Linked DNA regions of Homo sapiens: region 2 is linked to region 1. A link is an interaction called in ENCODE POLR2A ChIA-PET data of the cell type or tissue named here. Cell type or tissue: Panc1. All regions are shown on one strand.

The links. Peaks named below come from ENCODE experiments on the same cell type or tissue, not always from the same donor. Only the 100,000 strongest peaks of a DNase experiment are listed, where the experiment ranks them.
Region 2: POLR2A ChIA-PET joins it to region 1 with 5 read pairs; 4 of 35 experiments call an interaction of 5 or more read pairs at or near these places.

What each region holds. Positions count from the first base shown.
Region 1 is chr1:12,291,450-12,295,449 of GRCh38, reverse strand. VPS13D (vacuolar protein sorting 13 homolog D) reads right to left here. Exons shown (of 70, transcript NM_015378.4): 24 at 1,746-1,926. Among named protein-coding and RNA genes, the nearest start is that of VPS13D, 63 kb to the right of the region's middle. In Panc1, no CTCF peak of the experiment used is centred here; no DNase peak of the experiment used is centred here.
Region 2 is chr1:12,584,806-12,588,805 of GRCh38, reverse strand. The region is part of intron 1 of DHRS3 (dehydrogenase/reductase 3); the gene reads left to right. Among named protein-coding and RNA genes, the nearest start is that of MIR6730, 7.8 kb to the right of the region's middle. In Panc1, no CTCF peak of the experiment used is centred here; no DNase peak of the experiment used is centred here; H3K27ac peaks cover 4,000 bases.

The DNA of each region.
Region 1 (4,000 bases):
CGTTGCTTCCAGAGAGAGAAACTAGACAGTTGGAGAAAAATAATTGAGGAGACTTTTCTCCAAATGCCCTTTTTCACTTTGCTACTGTACCAAATCAATATCTACCAAGTCAAACATTTTTTATTTAAATTAAAATGTAATTTTTAAAAATGCTGCCACTATAAAGTATCTATTTATTAAATTATAATCTTTTACCTAATAAAGTTTTGTTTTTTTTTTTTTTTTTTGAGTCATGGTGGCTCTGTCACCAAGGCTGAAGTGCAGGTGGCATGATCTCAGCTCACTGCAACCTCCACCTCCTGGGCTCAAGCCATCCTCCCACCTCAGCCTCCCAAGTACCTGGGACTACAGACACATGCCTCACCACACCCGGCTAATTTCTGTATTTCTTGTAGAGACAGAATTCCACCATGTTGCCCAGGCTGGTCACGAATTCCTGAGCTCAAGTGATTTGCCCGCCTCGCCCCCCAAAGTGCTGGGATTACAGGTGTGAGCCACCACGCCTGGCCATAAAGTTTTTTTAAAAAAGGAAAAATAACACGTTGTTACAAAAGTACATTGTTATTTTCTATGGTTCCCAAACTGCACTGAGACACCACAGGGTGGCAAAGGCTTGCAGCTGTCAGGACTTTTTTTTTTGAGACGGAGTCTCGCTCTGTCGCCAGACTGGAGTGCAGTGGCGCCACCTCGGCTCACTCCAACCTCCGCCTCCCAGGTTCAAGCGATTCTCCTGCCTTAGCCTCCCGAATAGCTGGGACTACAGGCACGTGCCACCATGCCCAGCTAATTTTTGTATTTTAGTAAAGACGGGGTTTCGTCATGTTGGCCAGGATGGTCTCGATCTCTGGACCTCGTGATCTGCCCGCCTCGGCCTCCCAAAGTGCTAGGATTTACAGGCGTGAGCCACCACACCCGGCTGCCAGGACATTTTAAATTTTTGAAGGAAAAACAACATCTGCCAGACACTGCACTAACTAGTAGCTTGTGGTAGTTGGCATTCAATAATAGATCATTCTATACTCCTTTCAGTAAGGTATTATCTTTGCGAAGCTGGGTCTTCAGCGGTTGCTGTGAGAAAAAGCAAGTACCATAAGAAGATAAATGTGGACAGGAAGTGAGGGTTGTAATGTCCAACCTGATTCCAAGTTTGAGAAGTTATGCAATACCTAACAGGCACATACCTCCTACCAGTCATTGTGGTTACTTAAGAATTAAATAAAATATTATTCTTTCCATTTATGTGTTATTATTTTTTCAAACACCTACTAAGTTGTTAGGACATATGTACTTGTTGTTTAGACTGACTTACTTTGTAAACGGAAATACCATTAGGTGTTTCCTTTGGCCTAGGATGTGCCATGAATAAACTACCAGGACCCCACGGGGGCCACGAACTCAGTTTAGAACTTCTGATCTACTGCATTTAGAAAAAACCTACCACTTTCCAAGAGAAACATCCCCACTGAAGTCCTAAAAGGGACCAGAAGTCTTAAGTGTTCTTTGTAAACCTCCCTTATCTTTTTTTACAGAAAGTGAAAGCTAAAGTTTGAAGGTAATTTAAGTGAGATACAATAAATAAGGAACAAAGCTCTTCAATTACACAAAGATGTCTGTAGCTAATCTACACGGAGAACATATTAGCAAGGATAACTTACCTTTACTCTTCCAGATTCATCTCTAGAGGCCTAAAAGTTCTACTGATCAGTCAAACTGGAAAAGCAGCTTGGAGGGCCCAGGCTACCTACCGTCTGCCCCTCAATAGCAGCTCGCTGGCGCCCTAAGACATCCTGCAGCTGAGTGAAATGCTGAATGAAGGCCACCACCTCTGCCTGGAAACGCTGAGTATGCACATACTGCACAGAGGCCATCCGGAGGCTCACGCGAATGTCGTGTTCTCTCCGGAGCAGAGGGTCAGGCCGTCCGTATCTAAAAATTAGGATAAAAGTGTGACTCAGATAACAGCAAGACACAAGTTAGTATTTCAAGAAAACTCAGGTTGGTTTAGGGGCTTCCCTAAAACCAGCTTTAATTATTAAATGGAAATCCAAAATTAGGCTTTACAAAGCAAACTCTAATAATTACTCCTTTTGTAAGCTTCTGTGATGGGATAAAGGTGTGATAGCCAGGAGTATAAACAGGTGGACAGCTCTAGCACTGAGGTCACTCAGAGGCCACCTGAGGCTCTGACCTTTCTCCCTGCCCTGAAAGGTAAGTATTCCTGCTCACCATGTTCCTGGCAAAGATTGTGAGGATGTGTGAAAAACAATAAAAATAAGTCCATGAATTAATGGGTAAAGAAAATTAGGCATCAGAATCAATGTTTCTAGGAAAAACTGTCTTCTAGAGGCAGAAAGACATCTTTTTACTTAGTCAAATGTAAGTCAAAGAGTTCTGGAATCTATAGTCGAAGATAAATTAGAAGACTTCTACAAATTGTTCTGAGTTTAATGGAGCATGGTGCCATAAAAATATTATTAAATAGGACACAGTCAACCAACATTGCTGAGTACTTATTTTGGGCTAGGCGGGAAATTGAGAATTTTACATTAATTATCGGACTTCATGACACCAAGGTATAGAACACAAACAAATCCATTCTCAGCAGGGTACCATATAACCCCCTAAAAATGAAAAAGCCCTCAGATATCTTCTTGAAACAGTTTTTCTCAACCTTGGTTGAACATCAGCATTTTAAAAAAAACACACACACTGGCCAGGCACGGTGGCTCACGCCTGTAATCCCAACACTTTGGGAGGCCGAGGCCGGTAGACTGCCTGAGTTCAGGAGTTTGAGACCAGCCTGGGCAACATGGTGAAACCCTATCTCCCAAAAATACAAAAAATTAGCCGGGTGTGATGGTGCATGCCTGTGGTCCCAGCTACACAGAAGGCTGAGGTGGAAGAATTGCTTGAGCCTGGGAGGTAGAGGTTGCAATGAGCTGAGATCACACTACTGCACTCCAGTCTGGGTGACAGAGCGAGACCTCGTCTCAAAAAAAAAAAAAAAAAAAAAAGAGACTGAGCATGGCCCTAGACCAATTAAATCAGAATATGTAGAGGCAGACCTGGACATCTATATTTTCTAATACCTCTTAGATTAAAAAAAAGAAAAAAAAAAGGGTTGAAAACCACCATTTTATACTCCCTATTTTCTGAGAAAAGCTTTTTTTTTTTTTTTTTTTTTTTTGAGATGGAGTTTCGCTCTTGTCACCCAGGCTGGAGTGGTGCAGTGGCACAATCCCGGCTCACTGCAACCTCCGTCCCCCAGGTTCAAGCTATTCTCCTGCCTCAGCCTCCCGACTAGCTGGGATTACAGGTACCTGCCACCACACCCCGCTAATTTTTATATTTTTGGTAGAGATGGGGTTTCATCATGTTGGCCAGGCTGGTCTCAAACTCCTGACCTCAGGTGATCTGCCTCCCTCAGCCTCCCAGAGTGCTGGGATTACAGGCGTGAGCCACCACGCCCAGCCCTGAGAAAATAATTCTTTAATAACCAGCCATGCCTGAAGATCCCTTTCTAAAATCTAACATAGAAACAATTCAATATAGATCATGTTTATAAACAAAAATGCATAATGAACTCATAACCTCAACAACCTTCTGAGGCTGAAATCATTCCAGAACTTTTAGAGCTACATGGAAGCTCAGAAATGTTCTAATGATTCAGTCCCCTTAATATATAGAAAAACTGATGCACGAAGACTGCATGACTTGTCTCAGGACATACACCAAGTTCGTGGAAAACCAGCAAGAGAGCCCAGGGCTTTTAATAATCAGAAATATTCAATCATACCCTATCTGGGGTGGGTGTGCGTGTGTGTGTTGAGACAAGGCCCCCCTCCATCACCCAGGCTGGAGTGCAGTAGCACAGTCATGGCTCACTGCAGCCTCCAACTCCTGGGATTAAGGGATCCTCCCACCTCAGCCTCTCAAGTAGCTAGAACTACAGTTGCATACCACCACACACAGACGGCTTTTTTCTTCTATAGAGACAGTG
Region 2 (4,000 bases), 290 kb before region 1:
CCACCCAGCTCATGTCGCCGGTGGGAGGGTGCGCTGCAGCTGAACTCCAGGAATGAAAGCCAAGTCCAGCATTAGTGCAAGCCCCTCTGGGCTAGGAAGGCAAGGCTGGGTAGAGAAGGGGCACTCGGTATCCTCCTGGGGCTGGTGTCTTGTGATGATGTTAGCTGAGCTTTTACTCTTGTGCCTGGCCCATGCTGGATGCTGGGGTTACGAGATGAATAAGATTCCCTGGAGGACCTTGCACGCTCATGGGAGAGGCAGGGGTGTTCACCAGTCAGCATGCTCACATCTGTGCACTAGTGGAGGTTGAAAAAAGACTAGTGTTAGCAGTGAGGAATGGGTATCCTGAGTCAGGCAGATCTGCTCTTATGAGCTGCATGACCTTGGGTGAGTCACTGTCTGTCTGCGGCTTACCTATTAAATGCAGAAGGTAAACATACCCACCTCGAGGGGTTGTGAGGATTAAAGAAGAAAACATATCCATGTACTCAGCACAGTGTCTGGCCCATGGCAACTGCTCAACAGATTTAGCCATTATATAGTGGTGGTGCTGTTGTTGTTGTGGGGAGGCTGGAAGGAGCAGCCAGGGAGGCTTCAGAACTGAGGGAGCATTCAAGTAGGGTTTTGCAGGTTGAATAGGAGTCCATAAGTAGCCCTGGCATTTGAAACAGAGAAAAACAGCCCGGGCCGGGCACCAGGTAGGGACACAGGAGAAACCTGAATTTGAGAGATTTAGTCCCTGTCCTCTAAGAGACAGGATATAGACCCCAAATGGCCGTGACAGCACATGCAGGGCCAAGAGCACTGTGTAATGAGTGAGTGGAAACTGGGAGCTGTGGATCCCCGGCAGGCTCCCTCCCTCACTCACTCAACAACAGGAAGAGAGATGTGAATAGACAGTCACTTGCCAATGGATGAGGGCCCCCGAAGAGCACCACTCGGGGGCTGGGGGACAAGGGGTTGGACCCAAAGGGCTGAGTGACATTACCTGTGTGTAAAGAATCTATTTGGAGAGTGATCCATGGGGAAGCTTTTACTCTACCTTCTGTTGTTTTTTGTTTTGTTTTGTTTTGTTTTGTTTTTTGGTTTTTGTTTTTTTGAGACCGGCTCTCTCTCTGTCATCCAGGCTGGAGTGCAGTGGTGAGATCTTGGCTCACTGCAGCCTCTGTCCCCTGGGCTCAAGCAATCCTCCCACCTCAGCCTCCTAAGCCACCACACCCAGCCCCACCTTCTATTTTTAAGATCATAAATAACAATACTTGTTCTTTAGAGATATTTTTTGCTTATACAAATATAAAGAAGCAAACGACAGTCAGCTGTGATCCTGCCTGAGACACCCATCTCTGTGTAGCCTGTTGACTTCCAGTGACCTGGTGGCTTATGCCTGTAATCCCAGCACTTTGGGAGGCTGAGGTGGGAGAATCACTTGAGCCCCAGGAGCTTGAGACCAGCCTGGGAAACATGGCAAAACCCCATCTCTACAAAAAATATAAAAATTAGCCAGGAGTAGTGGCTTGCACCTCTGGTCCCAGCTACTTGGGAGGCTGAGGTGGGAGGATCACCTGAGCCCAGGAAATGGAGGCTGCAGTGAGTCATGATTGCGCCACTGCACTCCGGCCTGGGCAACAGAGTGAGACTCTGTCTCAAAAAAAAAAAAAAAAAAAGTTTAGAGTTGAGATTATCTTATTCAAATAGTGCTGCACCCCTTTTGTCTGAACATTAGACTCCTGAGCATTTTTCCATGTCGTGTCACTTATCATTTTAAAGCCTGCAGAAGAGGGTGTATCAGAGGCAGTGAAGAGGGTGTATCAGAGGCAGTGAAGAGGGTGTATCAGAGGCAGTGCTATGATTTTCTCAGCTTTTCCTCCCCACGGGAAATACCAACAGGGAGTGGGTACTGAGCAGTTAGTTAGTGGGTGCCAGCTTCTGCCAGCTTAATCCCCACAGGACCCCTTGAAGAGAGGAGATGTGCTTTCTCTTACAGGACAGTGAGTGGTGGTGCAATCCCCACAGCCTGTGGAGCTGGACATGACCTTGGTTCAAATCCCAGCTCCATTATTCAGTTGCTGTGTGACCTCAGACGAGTTGCTTAGCCTCTCTGAACTGCAGTTTCCTTATCTTTAAAATTATGATATGGCTACCTTGTCAATTCCCCGATGCAAATGAGGTTTTCTTGTTTATTCTTTATCCCACTTACTGTCATTTGTGACTGACTGTTTTCTGGTTCCTTCTCTGTCTTCCCCCACTGGAATGTGGGTTCCTTGAAGTAGGATTACATCTGCTTCATTCTCTGTTGGATCACCACCCCAGCCCATAGCCGGCTGTCCGTGTGGTGCTGGATGGACGGGGCTGTTGTGGACATTGGAGGAGACGAAGCAGGAGAAGGCTGGCTGGGTGGGGATGAACGCGGGGCGTGGGGTTGCATGTGAGGAGAGTGGAACCCTCAAAGCTCAGACGACCCCACCGTGCCTGGGGGCTTAGGGGTGCCTCTGCAAAGGGCCAAGGCTCTGGGTTCAAATCCTGTTTCACAGTGGGTGGCGTGGGGTGAGTTACTTAACTCCTTTGAGCTACGGTTTTCTCCACTGTGACCACGGATAATGACAGCCTTCAGCGCAGAGGGCTGCTGAGGAATCTGTCTGGCTATAGCCGCCTTGAGAGCAGCTCTGGGCAAGGGCAGGACAGCCCGGGGCCCCGGAGACCAGAGGTCTTTCTCCCCTTCCTGCCTCCCCCTACCAGTCACTGGGAGAGAGAAGGGGACAGAAGCTCACCATTTGCCCCAGATGGGAGGGAAGAGGAGGAGAGGCCTTGGAGGTGTTGAGCCACCCCAGCCCTTATTCTATAAACCCTGCTTAAGAGTAAATTCCAGGCCTCTGGCCTTCCCAGCTGCTGCCTGTCCCGAGTTCACTAAGAGGCAGCCGCACTGGTTCCAAGGGCTCAGAAATCAGTCCCCTCTGCAGGCCCCCAACCCACATACCCTCAGACGCCCGCCTCCGCCCGCCCAGTCCTCATGCTCATGATGGCCTTGGGTGGGACCCTTGTCCTGTCAGCTGTGCAGGTCACCTCCAGGGAATTCTGGCAGGAGCCACCTGGGCGGGCCTGCAGAGCGGTATCTGCCAGTTACCTGGTCAGTGACGCAGATTCCCCAGAAGGGTCAGGGTAGGAGGCTGGAGGGGGAAGAGGAGCCAGGAAGGGACAGTGGCTGGGGCAGCTCCACAGGGCAGCACCTACCAGGGAAAGGGACCCATTCCCTCCACTCAGCTCACTCAGGCGCCAGCCCAGCACTTCAGAGACGCTACCGGTTCCTAAGATGGAAGGTGCCCAGCCGCGCTTCCCTGCGACTCCCAGCATCCACCAAGGACCTGAGGAAACACAACAGCACACATGGCTACACACTCACTCACACACACACAGTCACACACAGACACACACTCACACAGAGACACAGACACACACTCACACAGAGACACAGACACACAGAGACACATAGAGACACACAGACACATACACTCACATAGAGAGACACACACAGACACAGAGAGACACACACTCAGAGACACAGAGACACACACTCACATAGACACACACACACAGAGATACACAGACACACACACACACAGAAACATACACTCAGACACCCACAGACACACAGAGACACACTGAGACACACACACACTCTCTCTCACACAGAGACACCCAGACACATACATTCACACAGAGAGACACCCACAGACACACACACACATACTCACAGAGACACACACTCAGACACACAGAGACACACACACACACAGAGATGCACACAGACACACACCCACAGACACATACACTCATACAGAGAGACACCCACAGACACACGGAGAGACAGACACACTGACACACTCACAGATACACTCATAGAGACCCACACAGACACACACACACACACACTTACAGAGACATACTACAGAAACCCAGTTACAAAAACACACAGAGCCTGGCACAGGGATGCTCAGCAGGGCAT